Regions from separate parts of the Homo sapiens genome. Here region 1 is linked to region 2. Evidence: chromatin loops called from intact Hi-C (ENCODE). Cell type or tissue: CD4-positive, alpha-beta T cell. All regions are shown on one strand. Links, peaks and the distances in the headings refer to the core of each region. The heading gives the core; the rest is flanking DNA.

Evidence for each region. Peaks named below come from ENCODE experiments on the same cell type or tissue, not always from the same donor. Only the 100,000 strongest peaks of a DNase experiment are listed, where the experiment ranks them.
Region 1: it touches region 2 in a loop (2.4-fold over the local background); 20 of 110 quality-filtered maps call a loop at or near these places.

The regions. Positions count from the first base shown.
Region 1 is chr9:75,861,542-75,870,795 of GRCh38, forward strand. All of the region lies in intron 2 of LOC105376091 (a long non-coding RNA gene), which reads left to right. Among named protein-coding and RNA genes, the nearest start is that of PCSK5, 25 kb to the right of the region's middle. In CD4-positive, alpha-beta T cell, for the core only: CTCF peaks have their summits at 4,927 (motif pointing left) and 5,133; a DNase peak (open chromatin) is centred at 4,930.
Region 2 is chr9:75,211,139-75,220,392 of GRCh38, forward strand. No RefSeq gene overlaps it. Among named protein-coding and RNA genes, the nearest start is that of OSTF1, 130 kb to the left of the region's middle. In CD4-positive, alpha-beta T cell, for the core only: no CTCF peak of the experiment used is centred there; no DNase peak of the experiment used is centred there.

The DNA of each region.
Region 1 (9,254 bases), core at 874-8,873, 650 kb after region 2:
ACTAAATACTGTCGTCTAGTAAACTGAATGGATTGAAAGATGGGAATTCACTTTACCTTGATTATCTCTTGGGCCTGCGACCCAGTAGGGCCACTGGTGTAAGTTCAGGAGACTTATCTCACCTCAAACAAGTTTGTAGTTGTCCCCAGGCACTTAAAAGTACAAACTATAATAAATTAGCAAAAGTGAAGTTTGGCCAGGACCCTGAGGTAGCCCTGGGGCTGGATGTCTGGGTGATAAATGGAAAACTTGCAAATGCTTCACCCCTCTAGACACCATCAAAGCTAATGCTGCCAAGGGCTTCCACAGTACACAGCAATGTTCAGTTTTGAGAGTGCACATGTTTTTAGAACCTGGTTCTTGTTGTCAGATGACAAGAGAGAGAAGCCCTTTTTTTTTTTTTTTTTTAATCATAGGCTGTCTTTGGATAAGAAATTTACAGAAGTCTCTGTCTGGCAGGTGAAGGGGAAGGTTGAGTGACAATGACCAAAATGCATTCTAAGTTTTGCTAAGAGACTTTTGGAAGTCCCTATCCATTCTCCTTTGGGAGGAAATATGACATCTGATTTTAATTTTTTTAAATTACAGAAAATGAAATGCTACATGGAATTGTTGTTTCCCCTAGATTTATATATTTGATACAGGGTTTTAACCCATGACAAAATTCATTTTAAAAATATTTTCCATTTGAAGTTGTTTGAGACTTACAAGAAATTAAAAAAAATAGTACAAAGGCTTCACATATACTCTTCCCTCACCTTACCTCCATGATGACATTTACACAACTATAGTGCATTGCTAATTCACTAGGGCCTGCCTCAGGTGAATTAAAACGTGGCTCATTCCCCAAGGAACTCAAACCTAGTGAGGGAAACAGACCAAGAGTGCAATAAGTCCTAGGACACAGAAACACGCTACTACTAAAGACCAGAGGAGAGGCATTTCTATCAGATTCTTTGTGCAGGAAGACTCCTCAAAGACAAGCCTCACTGAAATTGTAAGGCTAAGTAATCTTTACCCCCGCCCCCACAAGGATCACAGAATATTTGAGGCAGAGGAGCGGCATGTGCTAAGTTTCAGCAATGTAAAATAGCAGGATCCATTCAGAGAATGAAATTAAATCAACTTGGATGGATTAAAGAGTGTGTATGTACTGTGGGTAAGTAGAGGTTAGGGAGAGAAAGAAGGGACAGCAGATATGTCTAGAAAGGCAGTGTATTAGTAAGGGTTCTTCAGAGAAACAGAACCAACAGGACATACACTAAGAGGTATACCTGAAAGAGGATTTATTATGGACATTGGTTCACAGATTATGGAATCTGAGAAGTCCTGTGATATGCTGTCTGCAAGCAGGAGAACAGGGAAGCCAGTGGCAAGGCCTGGGAACCAAGAGAGCAGATGGTTTCATTGGAATAACAGAGAAGGCACAGGCACTATCACTCTCTTAGCCTTGAAGCAGCAGGTCAGATGACATTCTTACATGGTTATGGGCAGAAGTTCATCACCACCTTCTCCTTCTTTTGTAATGATACATCAAGACTATTGAGAGAAACAGAATGCATAGCAAATTAGAAGTTATCCTTAAGTATGAAAAATAAGACCTTATAAGGGAAGCATCTTCTTTCTCTCTTTTTTTTTTTTTTTTTTTTTGACGGAGTCTTGCTCTGTTGCCCAGGCTGGAGTGCAGTGGCGCAATCTCGGCTCACTGCAAGCTCCGCCTCCCGGGTTCACGCCATTCTCCTGCCTCAGCCTCCCGAGTAGCTGGGACTACAGGTGCCCGCCACCACACCTGGCTAATTTTTTTGTATTTTTAGTAGAGACGGGGTTTCACCGTGTTAGCCAAGATGGTCTCGATCTCCTCACCTCGTGATCTGCCTGCCTCGGCCTCCCAAAGTGCTGGGATTACAGGCGTGAGCCACCGCGCCCGGCTGCATCTTCTTCTTTCTTGGTAGAACATTTAATCTTTACCTGGCCATGTCCTACAAGTACTTACTAACTTTAGATTAGTAACCTCTTCTCAGAAGCTCTTCCTGGCGCTCTTACCCCCACCATACACAGAAAGACTGGGTTACTGCCCCTCCTGCATGCTCCACTAGCAACATTCACTTTCTTCCCTGATAGGACCTATGACACACATGAATTGTAGTTACCATGAATTGTAGTTACCGTGAATTGTAGTTACCCGCTCACCTGTTTGTCTTCCCCTTAGGCTGTGATAATACTCCTGGAGGGTAGGGGTTACACATTGTATTCCCAGTGCTTTCCACCTAGGAAATATGTTAAGAAAATGAAGTGTTGTGGCTACAGGCAAGACTCAAGGAACCAATCTCTTCTAAACCAACAATTCTGTCCAAAATCCTGAATTTTCCTGTTGATTTTATATTTTTCACTGAACTAACGTGAACTATTTCTGTTAGAAACATGAAATCCAAAGTGCACATCAAACCAACTGAATGTTTATTTAAAACCAAAAATCATAATAACCTCAGGAGACTTTGAAAACCCTGTGTTATTTCCCAAGAAGAAAACTTACCTGTTGGCGACAATGAGTCGCCAAACGATCTACTTTCCTGATGACCTTGAACAATTATTAGGCATTTTACCAGCTGGGAAGGTTCCAATGTTCAATAAAAACAGATAACCTCTGGCACTTTTTAAAATCTGTGATTTCCCAAGCTGAGCATAACTTCCATCACTGGTGTGTTCTTTATCTTCCTCTTTAAGATGAAAGCTGCCTCTGTGATGTGCACCTACACAGAACAGCTGTTCCAGTTGGCTTTACATAAACAAGCAATTCCCCCAAATCAAGACTTGTTCCCACCAGTGCAGTTAATTAATCTGTCCGTTAATCAACAAACGTTTATCGAAGAGCAGGCACTGTTCCAAGCATTGAAAACACAGCAGTCAACGAAACAGATGAGACCCCTGCCTTCATGGAGCTCACATAATTCAAGGAGTCTGATTGTACTGATTGATGATAAACATACAAATAAAGTTATAAGAAATGTCTGAGGTTACAGAAAAAGGATTTCCTGCCTAAAGGAAATAACAGTTAGGTCTTTGCTTTATTGAGTGACTGGCCCAGGGCCAGAGAAAGCACTAGTTGTAAGGATTATTATTGGAAAAAATTTGTTGTAATTAGGTAAACCAAGTGTTATTAACTCTGAGCTACAGGGATAGGGAAATAGAGAACCTTCTTTGATATGGCATTGGCAGCTATGGGATTTTGCCTGTGGGCTGCAATGGGATTTAACATAGAACTGTACTGTTTGGCACAAAAGGAATTTTCCCCCTTTTTCTGTGTGTCCCAAAGGAGCAATATGAGTTATTTAATATACCTAATAAAGTTAAAACTTGACCAGTTGAAAGGAGATTAGAGCGCATTTGTTTTTCTGTGTCAGCCTGATTAAAGTAACTCATTAGTGGTCAATCCCACTATAGAACCAGATACACAACATGTGTGAAAAGTTATCAAGTCAGAAGACAGAGCTATGGGCTTATTGTCAATAACTCTACCTGCTGGTACCATCTGCACATTTTCTGACTTATCTGTGTACCGCTTGTACTATTACTTACCTAACATTTTTCTTTAAGTCAATTCACTTTTTTACTTAAAAAGCAAATGTGATGGCATTATGGATAGAGAAACCAATATCATTGTTATAAATAGCACATAGTCATAAAAATCAATGCAACAAATCAAGCAATACTATTATATTCTAGCTAGATAGTGTTGCCTGGTGACTGCTCTGATTTTTTTATGGTAAAACCTTTTTTTTTTTGTCAAAAATGAGAAATTGGTAACCGATAGAGGGGTTTTAGAAACATCACAGGATAAGAAGAAGGCATATTCCTTGAGGCCATTAGGAGGGATTAGATTCTCCCTCTGTGAGTCAATGTTGCTTCTATGTCTATGCATAAGCTAAAATAATATCCTATTGTATGAACAGAAAATGCTCCTCTTTGGGAAATATTGAACCAGGTGGCTTTGAGAGTGCCTTCCGGCTCTTAAATGGCACAGTTCTCTGAGACACACTCTCTAGTTAGGAGCAGGGAGGAGAGATGTCATTCACAGCTCTCTTTCAGGTTGCCCACCAAAAGTCAACCAGTGCTTCCTCTTCTCCCAGCCTTCACTCATAGTTCACATCCCATTTTCTTTACTCTACCTGCGGCAGACAGGCCAACCACCCTCAGCCTGGAAAACTCCCTTTCACAACATGGAAAGATAGAGGAAAGAAGAAAGAACCATGGTGAGATCAGTTACAGTAAGGGGGTCTGGGTGATCTGGGACAAATGAAGCGATCACAGCTCCTTAGCTCAGTGCTGAGCTCACATGACACCTAACATGAAGGTACAGTATCTGAAAAACATCTTTTGTAGAGGCAACATGTTGACTCTGGATGGAATGTTTCACTTCTCATACAGATGTTTGGAATCCTACAAACAGTGCCTCCCATTTCCTTATGTACCAGTTTATTCTCTTCCAGAATCATTTGTTGTCAGTTAGACACACCTTGAGTCTAATGTTAATTCTTAGACACAAAACTCTCTACCAAAGGGTCAGGAAACCCCCAGGATTTGACAATGTGCAAAAAAATAAGAGAAACACTGAACAGGCTTGAATTCCTAGGAATCTTTGGAGGAAAGTCAAGACCTTCTTTGTTATATTTGTAGATAATCAATGTTTTCGTTTGCTCTATTGATCTTTCTCAATCGTCTTTTTTTTTTTTTGCTTGTTCAAGCAAAGAATTAGTCACAATTTAATGTAAGTGAAAAAAGTTAATAAGCCTTTTAATCTTTTAAAATTATTTATGAAAGGCCATTTAGTTCTGGGTGCTCAAATGCTAATGTTTGCCTAAATCTTTTCATTAAGACTATGCATAGAATTTCTATTATCTCAGAAAAATGACTCCCTCTTGTGGCAAGAGCAGATTTTGCAGCCAATTCTAGGGCTTTTGAGTTCTTAGGTGCTAAAGAGCTGGGTAAATTCTTAGAAACCCTCATTTTACAGATGAAATAAGTGAAACCCAGAGTATAGGTAATGTATTGGTGTTTATATCTTGTTGGTGATTGAGACAGACCCAGTATCCAAGTCTCCAATTTCCCAGGGAAGGGCTTTTCCCTTATATTTTCAAAAGTTTAAGAAATGCCCTTACTGGTGTGATTTCCAGTCAAAGTCTCTCCTTTCTGCTTCCTCTGAACAGAGCCGGTGGAGAGGCCATTCTCTGTCCAGGCAACATTTTCCTCCATGTGAAAGCTGCTTCTTGGTGGGCTTTCTCAACGAGATAATTAGCCATTTCCCAGAGCTGGGCTCTAAGCTGCATCCCCACATCGGAGAGCAGTTCTACCCATACAACAAGGACTCTCTTCATTTCTCTGGGAACAGCCACCATCTATCATCCTTGGGTACTGCTTTCTGTCTAATTCTCGCTCACTTGGCTTGTTGTGACAATGAGTAGGGCTTTAAACACAGCACTGGGAGATACAGGCGGACACAGCCACAACCCAGCTTCCTATAAGGGTAACCATTGCAACTACTGGAAATACGATAAAACTATCTGCAGCCTTACTTCCTGAAATGTGTTCTGTGGATCAGTAGCATCAATATCACTTGGGACCCTCCTAGAAGTATGAAATAATCTTGTTTAGTAGCACATTCTGATTTAGTAGCCATGGGTTAGAGCCAGGAGCCAAAATTGTGCACTTCTCATAAGCTCTCAGGTCAATGCTGGGTTTTTTTGTTTTTCGTTTTTTGTTTGAGACAGAGTCTCGCTCTGCCACCTAGGCTGGAGAGTAGTGGTGTGATCTTGGCTCACTGCAACCTCTGTATCCCAGGTTCAAGCGATTCTCCTGCCTCAGCCTCCCAAGTAGCTGAGACTACAGGCACGCGCCAACACGCCCAGCTAATTTTTGTATTTTCAGTAAAGACGGAGTTTCACCGTGTTGGCCAGGATGGTCTCCATCTCTTTACCTCGTGATCCACCCACCTCGGCTTCCCAAAGTGCTGGGATTACAGGCATGAGCCACTGCGCCCGGCCTCAGGTCAATGCTATTGATTCACAAATCACAAATTGACTAGCAAAGGTCTACAGCAAAGTAAGTTGCCTACCCAAATTGTAAAGCACAAGTCACAGTTCTGTTTGTTTCATGACTGGGTACAAATTGATAGTCATTCATCAAAGCAAAAATGACAAACTTAGATTTCATAAACTGGTAAAGAGAGCCACCAACAACCCAGCCAAGTAAACTGTGCTCTGCTCCATGTAGATTTTAGTCACTACAGAGTAGGGAGAAAGACACTAATTCTTGGATTCCCAAATATACCCCTCACCCTGCCTGTGCACCTGATCTCTAAGTCTAACATACAACCTCTAACCCACAAGTCAGAAGTTTCTGCTTGAATAACATCAAAGTCTATTGACATGAGACACACTCAGACACAACTGTCTCCCGTGGATAACTCTTTAGGTTTCTATGAACCAAAAGATCTACTCCCAACAAGCCTTCCAGTAAAAGCTGCCATCTTGCCTGTATTGACCAGGAGGCAAAGAAAATCCAGGAAATGAGCCAATTTAGGAAAAGAACAAGGCAACATCAGAGACCCTTGAGGGATACCCATTAGAGGAAGAGGAAGTTGAACAGCCCAAAGAAGACCCAGATATCACTAAATGATTCTGGAGACATCTGAGAGAAAGAACAGTCATAATTTTTTACAATTATTTTTACTGATTTGGAAAATGTAGATAAATGTTTCTCATACTTAATGTTTTTGATGCACTAATTAATTATGGGTGATAGCCTCAAGTTTTCCATCTTTTATGATTAGTAAAAATGATGAGATTTTTGGAAACGCAGCTCTATTGGAAAAGCAGCTCTAATGTAGTTCTGAGTTGATGGTGTAAATAATCAATTTTAGCAAAACAAATACTGGGGTTTCTTATTCCCACTTGAGAAATGCAGGTGGATAAGCACTAAAGCTAAGCAGGATCCCAGGAAAGCCCTTGTGATTATCTTAGGTTAGATTTCCTGGGAAGTAGCCTCTGAGAGGAGATTTCTAGGCAGCTGGTTTACTGGGAAATGCTATGGAGAAACATGCTTGGTAAGCAAATTGGGAAAGAATGAGAAGCAGAGGCCCTTCCAGAGGACTGGGCAGAGAAAAAGTTGACCTGTGATACAGTTGCAGAAGAAAATTAGCTGAACCCATGGGGAGCTCTGAAGCAGGGATGGCCCGTGAGATGTGTCCCAAATTGCATAGGCCAGGCATGGTGGCTCACATCTGTAATCCCAGCACTTTGGGAGGCCAAGTTGGGCAGATCACCTGAGGTCAGGAGTTCGAGACCAGCTTGGCCAACATGGTGAAACCTTGTCTTTACTAAAAAAAAAAAAAAAAAAAAAATACAAAATTAACCGGGTGTGGCGGCACATGCCTGTAATCCCAGCTGCTCAGGAGGCTGAGGCAGGAGAATCGCTTGAACCTGGGAGGCAGAGGTTGCAGGGAGTTGAGATCACATCACTGCACTCCAGCCTGGGGGACAAGAGCAAAATTACATCTCAAAAAAAAAAAAAAAAGTGTCCCAAATTGAGGCAAGGAGGCTGGGCATTTTTACTTGTATGGTTGTTGGATGTGGACCACTGCAGGAGGAGGCATGCAACCTTGAGTGAGGCAGCTTCCTTGGGTTGAGGCAATTCTCAGAAGGGATTCAGGTGTGAAAAAAAAGCCTACAGAAGCTCAAAGAATGAGTGCCTTGGTCCTGAAAGGGTGAAGGGGGAGTATCTGGCCAGCACACCACAGCATCTCGTTGCAAAATGTCCTCTTCTCATTTCTCAATACTCATGACATCTTTCTGTGGTTGAGATTGCTGTCTTACAGCTTTTAGGGTATTTGTCTACAAAAGCAGAATCATTTGGGGCAACTCTTAAAACGTCTATACCCAGTTCCTACTTTCTGATTGAATTGATGTTAATGGTTAGCCAGGGTTGAGCACTCTAGGCCTAATCAAGCAGTTATTCTTAAATCTGAAGGGCAATAATGTCCCTTAACATGTGGGTGCAGTGTCTCAGGATTACATTTGGCTGGCATGGGACAAGACCGTGAGCTATGAATTCCAGCCACCACTGCTCCAAAGGGATTAATTAGAGATGTCTAAGGTGTGTAGGGGAATGAAACAGCCAACATAAACATATACGCTACCACCTCAGTCATGCTGCCATCTCCCAGGACTTTGCAGATGAGTTTTATTGGCCAGATTTTAAACGTTTGAAGCTTATAGTTTGTTTCTTTTTCTTTCTGAAGCCCATAGTTTGTTTCTCTTTCTTTTTATTTTTGGTTAAATGTCTGCCTTTGGATCCTTGTATAAAGGAGACTTTTATCCATCTAGCTCTTGTAATCCCACCAGTTTTGGCTGAAGTACAGTAGTAGTTAGACTTTCATAGCAGAACAAACTATACATGAAGCCTGGTTCAAATCGTATGCCCCTAAACATAACAGTTGTGCTATAAAAATCCACCAATGTCCACCCTTTTCTAAGATGCTAACATTATAAAGTCAATGTTCTTTGGTTGTGTGTTTTTATTTTCCATTTTGTGATTGTGTATGTGTATTTACTTTGTATTATGAAAGTTCTCAAATATACCACAATTTAGAGAGAATAGTACATTTATCTCCTCCTTGTTCATAACCTAACTTCACCAATTATCAATATGTGGCCAATTTTTTTCATCAGTACCTATAATTTCTGTCACTATCCCCCCAAAGAAGCTGGAATATATTGAGGCAAACCCTGGGTATATCATTCCATTCATAAGTACTTCAGAAGACACATGCATTTTAATCTCTGTCAATATTACTAATCGATGAGCATATTTCCTGGCATTGAAATGATATGAACTATCACTCCATACCAGAAATGGTAGACTACAGTATTTTTCATTCAATAAGCAGATATTAGGTACCCAACTCATGTTTGCTGCTTAGGATAGAAAATAGAATTAGACATGGTATTTGTTTTCGAGAGTTTTAAGTTCAGTATGTGTGTGTGTAGGTAGGTAGGTAGGTAGGTAGGTAGATGAAAGAGGCAGGAAGGAAAAGCATAGAGTTGGCTACAGTGCAGTTTGTGACTGTTGTGGGCAAGGGTGGCATATGCTTTGGGAAACACCTTTTGCCAGAGCAGATACCCTGAGCTGAATTTTGAAGATTCATCACCAAATGATGATGTGGAGGTTGAAGTATATTCCAGGCAATGAGAAGAACCCTA
Region 2 (9,254 bases), core at 728-8,727:
TGAAATTTCTCTGCTGCATATACTGTAGTGTTTTGCTACTTGTCAATATTCAGTCGAAGTCCCTTGAACATCTGAAAAGCTAAGCCTGATAAGAAGCATTAAACAGTCTCTTATTTTCTACATTAAAAAACTAATTTTCAGAGCAGCAATTTGTATGAAGCAAATAATCAGATTGTTTCCTTTATCTCTAAGTGTTTCCCAGATGGAACAGCATATAGAATAGTATATTATGCAGCTTGAATTGGATGTACATCAAAATCATTAGCTTATATTGAAAGCTCCACTGGGAAGATTAGAACTAAAGTCAAGATAAAATTAACTCTTTGAAGATGAATTCCAATGAAGTAATGCCAAATAAGTGGAAAAAGGCATCTTTTTAAAAAATATTTATTGTCTGTATTTAATATTCTTAGATTTCTGTTAGACAATCTAAAACAGAGAATTAGTGAATAAGTTATTAATTTGGAGATGATATTGGGAAGAGAATGTTTATTTTCAACTGTCCCTGTCTTACTCATGGCATTTTGCCTATTAATAGAATAAAAAAATTGCTGCCTGTATTAATATATTGTGGGATGTAAGTGGCAGAAACTCAGCCTTCAGCATAGCCAAGCGAAGCTGGAGAGAGGGATAAGTAGAACCAGGTACTTGAACACTTTCAAGATTCTTAGTCTGGGTATCAGATTCATGCTTCTTTGACTTTCCTCTGAGTATCTTCGTGATACCCAGACCAGACTGGCTTTCTCCAAATGGCAGAAGATGACCAGCGATAGTTCCCAAATTTTACATCTTTAATTATACTCACTGGAGAAAGTTTGACTTAATATACATAGACTCATGTACTTATGAAACACACACCTCTCCCCAATTTAATGTGGGAAAACTCAGCTCTGGCAAGGAAGTGGGGCTCCATCACTGAGTACCTGCCACATTCCAGGTAGACTTTACCTAGGGCTTTCCATACATGATCTCTAATCATGGAATTCTTTCCAAGTAAGCCTCACTCTTTTCCAGATTAAGCATAAAGAGGTTAAATCACCAAAGTCACACTGCTAATAAATGACGGACCTTGGATTTCAACTTTTTAAAAAAAATTTTACTTTAAGTTCTAGGATACATGTGCAGAATGTGCAGGTTTGTTACATAGGTATACATGTGCCATGGTGGTTTGCTGCACCTATCAAACTGTTATCTAGATTTTAAGCCCCACATGCATTAGGTATTTGTCCTAATGCTCTCCCTTCCCTTGCCCCCTACCTCCTGACAGGCCCCAGTGTGTGATGTTCCCCTCCCTGTGTCCATGTGTTCTCATTGTTCAACTCCCACTTATGAATGAGAACATGTGGTGTTTGGTTTTCTGTTCTTGTGTTAGTTTGCTAAGAATGATGGTTTCCAGCTTCATCCATGTCCCTGCAAAGGACATTAACTCATTCTTTTTTTATGGCTGCATAGTATTCCATGGTATATATGTGTCACATTTTCTGTATCCAGTCTATCGTTGATGGGCACTTGGGTTAGTTCCAAGTCTTTGCTATTGTAAATAGTGCTACAATAAACATATGTGTGCATGCGTCTTTATAGTAGAATGATTTATAATCCTTTGGGTATATACCCAGTAATGGGATTGCTGGGTCAAATGGTATTTCTGGTTCTAGATCCTTGAGGAATTGCCACACTTTCTTCCACAATGGTTAAACTAATTTACACTCCCACCAACAGGGTAAAAGTGTTCCTATTTTTCCACATCCTTTCCAGCATCTGTTGTTTCCTGACCTTTTAATGATCGTCATTCTAACTGGTGTGAGATGGTATCTTGTTGTTTTGATTTGCATTTCTCTAATGACCAGTGATGATGAGCTTTTTTTTCATATGTTTCCTGGCCACATAAATGTCTTCTTTTGAGAAGTGTTTGTTCATATCCTTTGCCCACTTTTTGATGAGGTTGTTTTTTTCCTATAAATTTAAATTCCTTGTAGATTCTGGATGTTAGCCCTTTGTCAGATGGGTAGATTGCAAAAATTTTCTCCCATTCTGTAGGTTGCCTGTTCACTCTGATGATAGTTTCTTTTGCTGTGCAGAAGCTTTTTAGTCTAATTAGATCCCATTTGTCAATTTTGGCTTTTGTTGCCATTGCTTTTGGTGTTTTAGTCATGAAGTCTTTGCCCATGCCTATGTCCTGAATGGTATTGCATAGGTTTCTTCTAGGGTTTTTATGGTTTGGGTTTTACATGTAAGCCTTTGATCCATCTTGAGTTAATTTTTGTATAAGGTGTAAGGAAGGGGTCCAGTTTCTGTTTTCTGCATATGTGTAGCCAGGTTTCCCAGCAGCATTTATTAAACAGGGAATCCTTTCCCCATTGCTTGGTTTTGTCAGGTTTGCCAAAGATCAGATGGTTGTAGATATGTGGTGTTATTTCTGAGGTCTCTGTTCTGGAGTTTCAACTTCAACTTCATCTGTGTTTCTTCCTCTGTACCATGCTGCTTCACTAAAACGTTTGTTTTGTTTTGTTGTGTGACAACATGACATTCATAACACAGTTTCATCAGTAATATGCCCTTTTGCCTGTTAGATACCCTCAGCTTTCATCACATTTATTCTAATCCAAAGCAGTGGGAAAACAGTTTTAGATAATTTTTTTTCCAACTTCTGCAAGTGGTAAAATGCACAAGTGTTAAGCTCGGATGAGTGTTACTTAAAATGATTAGTCAACCTAGCCTCAGAAACTAGTGATATCATGAAGTTGTGCTTTTAATGTGAGAGTCTCAGGTGCCCAATTCTTTCCCTCAATAGTTCACTGTGGCAGACAGTGTTGAATTTCACCGGAGCTCTGAAAACGGTAACAGTTTTCTGTTCTGGTTAACAGCTTGTCACCAACCAACCTTCCCATGTGACTTAGATAAGACTTCTTGTCCACTCTTGACTCTTTCTCATGACAAATAAGATGCACAGATGACTCTCTTGTTTACCTGTGACAAGGCCAGATACACACCCTCCAATTTCACATGCTTTTTCTTATGAATAATTAGATGAATTTTTTGTCCTCCTGTAACTAGCTAGACACAGAGATAAACATTTTCTTTTAAGCTGATTGACCGAGACTTCTCCTGATTGCAAAATCAATCTTGACTGTAAACCACCCCATTTATAACTGTCTACACCTACCTATAAAGGTATAAGACAAAGCCACCCTGCTGGGACACTCTGATCCTCAGATCTGGGGTGCTCCCCATTGCTATAGCCAGAATAAACTCAATTTCTGTGCTTGTTCGGTTCTTGTCTTTAATGAGCCATCTCAGGTCTCATAGATGAATTCCATCTCTCCTGGCCCAAGTGTGTCTGTGCATTTGTACATACATGAACACTCATGTGTGTATGTCAGTATCCTAAAAGAAAGTGTATACATCAATATCCTAAAAGAAACATTGGAACTTACATTGAATATGAGTAGCAAACTTCAAAATTTTATAATAGAAAACTCCCATGCTCAGTGTATATTGGTGCTACCATCATAGATTCAGAAGCATGACAAATGCTGCTTAGAGAAATCTCACCAGTGACTATTGCCATTTAAGATTCATGCTGAGGACCAGGATAGTTTTTTGTCCAGGTTCATTTAGATTTTCTTTCATTCTAGGAAGCTGTATGTAATAAATCTGTTTTTTGTGTTGCTCCCTTCACCTGTTATAGTTAGAACCTGTATATAACCAGAGCACCACGAGGCCAAATCTCTAGCAAGTGCAAATTCAAAGAAGCAGTAATCTGACAAAGTGTAATTGATTGCAAGCAAATTGTAAATGGAAGTTCTCAAAGGACAACAAGAAGCTTCTTAAAACCTATTCTTTTTTTCCCCATCCATCTCTTAATCACCCCAAAACTTTTCAGTTGACTGTTTTCTCCCTCCACTTCTACATACTGAATGACACCATGTAGAATAGTAGTGTTTGCCCTCTCTCATCCTCTGAAGACATTTCTTTCCTTGCTCACTTAGTTTCTAGGCTTTTGAAATGTAGAATTAAGGTGAGTAGGAAATGAAAAAAACAAAATAGGACTGAGGTTTACTCATGGAAGAAAAAAAGAGTAGTGATTAAAGGGAAATGAGTGTGTGTGTGTGTGTACACAATAGAAAATCACAACTTCTATGTAATTCAGTTTACTTAACACAGAATTTTGCATACAGTAAATTCTTAGGAACTATTTGAAACACATTAATGACTTCCAACTGTTTTTTTTTTTTTAAAAAGCAGTGGAACCATGTTTTTTAAAAAAGAAATATTAAGTAGAACTTTAATAAACAAAATAAAACTGAGGTTTGGACAAAGAGCCTGAATATCTGTGTAATCTGCTTCTCCTCCTGGAGAAGACAGTTTGAAAAATAGTTAGAAATTCCAGCTCAATAAAAGTATATGCTATTAATTTTTAAAATTAAGAAACAAATCATCATTGATTTTTTCTTATTATAAAGGCAACATGTTTATTTAGAGGAAATTAAAAATATAAATAACTACTGCATATCTCATAATTTCAGCACCCCAAGATAAACTTTATTAACAATACTGTTAATATTTTCCTGTCCAGTCACCGATTTTTAAATCTGTATCAGTGTTTCAATATATCAGTGTTTTAATATGATGATGCCATGGTTTTTTTGTTTCTGGTTCATAGAAAGAATCATATAACGTCATTAAAGGCTCAAAAATGATCTTACATGCTGTCAAAAACACATTAAACTGTGGTCTCCAGGTTATTTAAAAATTGACTTTCCTTTGAGATTTTTTTCTTAGAGTTTGCTGTTATCTGCCGCATCAAAGGTAATGATCTTTCTCCCCATTTCTTACACCTGAGTAAATTTTCTGGATCCATTGGATTTGGTTCATAAATACCCAAGCAAATGAACAGTCAAAATGGTCTAATTAAACTGCGCTGCATTCCGCTTCCCCTGTCATAAAGGTCAGAACCAGGCTTCAAGTCTGCGAGCGCAGTAGCAGCTGGAAAAAAAATGGCACTATAGGACCTTGAGAGGTCTCCACAATTTTACAAGATGCTGTCACTCTTAACCTACGGATTCTGTTTAGTCAGTTTATTAAGGAAGGCTAGGACACTAATAAAACGGGGCTGAAATGGGGGTTTGAGATTAACTGTGAAATTGATTTATCCTTGTTATGCATGACTCTCATTTGCCCAGATAACTGAGAATTACCTTCTTTTCCTAAGGAAAGAACAGTTCTGGTTTGGAGGAGATAAGAGGGTAAATGAAAGAAGGGACATGGGATTTCTAAGCAACACTCTGCCCCCACTTCTACCTCAAGCAGTTAGGGCAAAAAGAGTCCACTGTCTTTCATAGCAAAGCCAAGTTTCAATCGCTCAGTTGACTTTAAAAAGTGCAAAGCATGTTCTGCTTTATGTTTTAAACTCTTGACCCGTGATCATTATCATGTAAGAACCATATCAATTACCATAACTGTAATTGCATTGCTTTTAATAATATCTAGAAAATCATGCACATTAATAGTGGAGCTTTCTATCTCTGTTGAAGAACAATTACTCCTAAAAATTTATTATACTATGAAAGTAGATGATTTTTATTTCATTTTTTTGTGCAAAAGAAATCCCAGCATGGAAGTACCTTTTAAAAAATTGTTTTTGGGAGAAATACATTAAGTTTTTTCAACAAGATCTTTCAGTGCAGGAGTAATTTCACATTATAGAAATGCAAATTTTTTTCCTTCAGGATTAATGTGCTTATTTCTTGACTGATGATCAGCCTTTTTATCTGGCAGGGGTGGGATAAGCCCAGTTTGACTACTTATATGTTTTGTTTTACAAAGCTTTATAGTTCCTGTGCTATTTTGTTTTGCCTGTAGGCTATAACAGCTTAAAATAATTATTTTAATATCTGGAATTGATAACAGCAGTCTAAAAAATACAGCATTGTTTGCACTATATCTTCACTTAGAAGGTAATGGCTGTAATAAGATTGAACTCTTCTATGAATTAATCACATTGCCTGCTTCATCCTTCCAGTGAATTCTATTTTTTGAACAACGTACAGAGAAACACTGTAAATTTGTAGGTTGTACTTGCTTTTATCTCTTTGGTGGTAATATATTTGTTGAACAGATAGCAACTATCTTTATGGAGGACCACCATGCTAAGGTAATATTTTTAGGGTTTTGGTTACTAAGTGGATTTCTGATTGTTTTATAGTTTCCAAGGTCAACTGCTGATGTACATTTCTTTTCCCATATAAAAATGGGTGCACCAAAATTTCACGAATCACCACTAAAGAACTTCCTCGTGTAACCAAATACCACCTGTACCCCAATATCTTATGGAAAATAACTCTTGATAAAAAGATTACTTTCTTAAGAAGCAAATATAATTTCTTTCTTTCCAGTTCTTTTTTTCTATAGATTTTTTTTTTCTTTTCAGCAACGTTTCCCCTCAACATTATTTCTTTTCTCTGAAAACAATCGCCAAGTGGATATATTCTGGGGTCTTTTCTCAGTGATATTTTGTTCCGTAAGAAATAATAATCATTAACATCACTACAAATCATCACAGTTGGTCTGATTTTGTGTTTGAGTATAACCTATTATCAACTAAGTTGAAAAGAAATACCTTTATTTATTTATTTATTTATTTTTTTTGAGACAGGGTCTTGCTCTGTTACCCAGGCTGGAGTACAGTGGTGTGATCTTGGCTAACCGCAGCCTTGATCTACTGGGCTCAATCTGTCCTCCCACTCGGCCCCTGAGTAGCTGGGACCACAGGTATGTGCCACCAGTCCTGGCTATTTTTTAAATTTTTTGTAGAGGCAGGGTCTCACCATGTTGCCCAGGCTGGTGTCAAACCCCTGGCCTCAAGAGATTCTCTCTCTTTGGCCTCTCAAAGTGTTGGGATTACAGATATGAGTCAGCACACCTGGCCTGAAAATAACTATCTTAATGGTCAAGATAAAACAAAAATTGGAGTGAAATCCACCGAACATAAAATTAACTAATTTAAAGTGAGCAATTCATTGGCATTTAATCCATTCACAATGTTGTACAATCACCACTTCTACTTAGTTCCAAAATATTTTCGTCACCCCAAAGGAAAACTCCTACCTATTAAGCAGTTGCTTTTCATTTTTTCCTCCCCACTGCCTGTGGCAACCATCAAGCTGCATTGCCTCTATAGATTTACTTATTCTGGATGTTTCATATAAATGGAATCATACAATATTTGTCCTTTTGTGTCTGGCTTCTTTTGCTTACATGATGTTTTTGAGGTTCATTCATGTTGTAGCCTGTATCAGTACCTTATTCCCTTTAATGGTTGAATAATATTCCATTGTCTGTATATACCATAACTTGTCTGTCAATTCATCCATTGATACATATATGGATTGTTTCCACCTTTTGGCTATTGTGAATAATGCTACTATAAACATACCTGTACATGCACTTGTTTGAGTAGCTCTTTTCAATTCTTCTGGGTATATATGTATAAGTGGAATTGCTGGGTTGTATAGTAATTCTATGTTTAACTTTTTGAGAAACAGAATTTCTTATTTCAAATTTTGGGCAAGTATTTATATCAGTAGTTCTAGTCAGACACTCAGCCGTACTTGATTTATCTCATGGCTCACTAGGTAAACTTAAGTGAAAAGCAAGCTTATAAAGAAAAAACAAGATTGTTCCAAACTGAGAACAGAACTATATCTTCCTAATTTTTTTTTTAAATAAGGGGTATTCAACTACAGATTGTGAAATGAATGAGATATGTAGTAGAATGTGAACAATAGTACTTTCTTAGACCTGGGCAAGCAGGACCCGTGCCTGAACCCTAGGCTTTGGAGTACTTTCATCAAAAATTCTAAGGCCCTCTTGGGTGCCGGGCACCTGTAATCCCAGCACATTGGGAGCCCGAGGTAGGTGAATCATTTGACGTCAGGAGTTCGAGACCAGCCTGGCCAACATGGTGAAACCCTGTCTCTACTAAAAACACAAAAAATCAGCCGAGCGTGGTGGTGCATGCCTGTAGTCACTTCTACTTGGGAGGCTGAGGTAGGAGAATTGCTTTAACCTGGGAGTCAGAGGTTGCAGTGAGTCAAGATTGCATCACTGCAGTCCAGCCTGGGTGACAGAGTGAGACTCAATGTCCAAAAAAAAAAAAAAAAAAGAGATGGCCCCAGTGCACTGCAGTCCAGCCTGGGTGACAGAGTGAGACTCAATGTCCAAAAAAAAAAAAAAAAAGAGATGGCCCCAGTGACTTCCAGAACTGTGCCTGCGGGTTGTCCTGGGGTCCTGTAGCTGGGCTGGTTCCAAGAGGGAGGCTTGCTCCACTGCAATATGTTTTGTGGGATCACATGGTATCAGACCACCAGAATAATGCTGACACACTAACCTTGGGTAACTTTCATCACATCAGACCCAGATTGAGTTCTGAGGTCTGGGCTTTGATGGTTCACCTTGGGCTTGAGCCATATGTGTGGGCTCGTGTGTCTTCTCTTGCCTCAATCATGTGTCTTGACCATGGTGCCACTTCTAGTCTACAGCACGATGTGGCAGGGGTCAAGGCGGGGAGAGTTGTCATTTACCCTCAGAACCTCCCTCCATTAGCACCCAGAATGGTCACTTCACTCTCTTTCAGTTTGCACACCAATTAGTCTTCCAGGCGTGATGTGCTTATGTCTTCCATGGACTTTGGAGACCTTTGTTCTGTGACACCAGTGGGCCCTTCCGATCCATGTCCTCTCTTGCCTCCAATCAAGGTGTTGATATAGTATTGATATAGTACTCTCTGAGGTTGGCCATAAGCTGTCCTGGACAAGGGATTAACATTCCCTTTGTGAATGGGACTGCTCCTTTTACAGCACCCACAGACCCCGAACTATCCTTGTTATAGGTGGCAATGTGTGGAACGCAGGTGTGTGGTTACTTACCATGAAGAGTTCACATTCTAAGAATGCAGTGATTTAGAGGGAAGACATAGTTGGAAGATGTGTTGTTTTATGTTTATTTTATTGAATTTTGAGGGATAAATTTAACATGGTTAGAAAACAAATATTTGTCCATATTTTTCTTTATAACTGTGGGTAAATTTTACATTTATGGCCTTCACCAATGAAGTGCAATAACAACCTTTAAGATAATCCTTTAGAAGCCAGCTTCATAGGCAGTGTGATGGATGATGATGCATCATGAGCAATGATATAACCAGGTCTAAATAAATGGCATTAGGGGACTGCAAAGGCAAACACATCTATGTT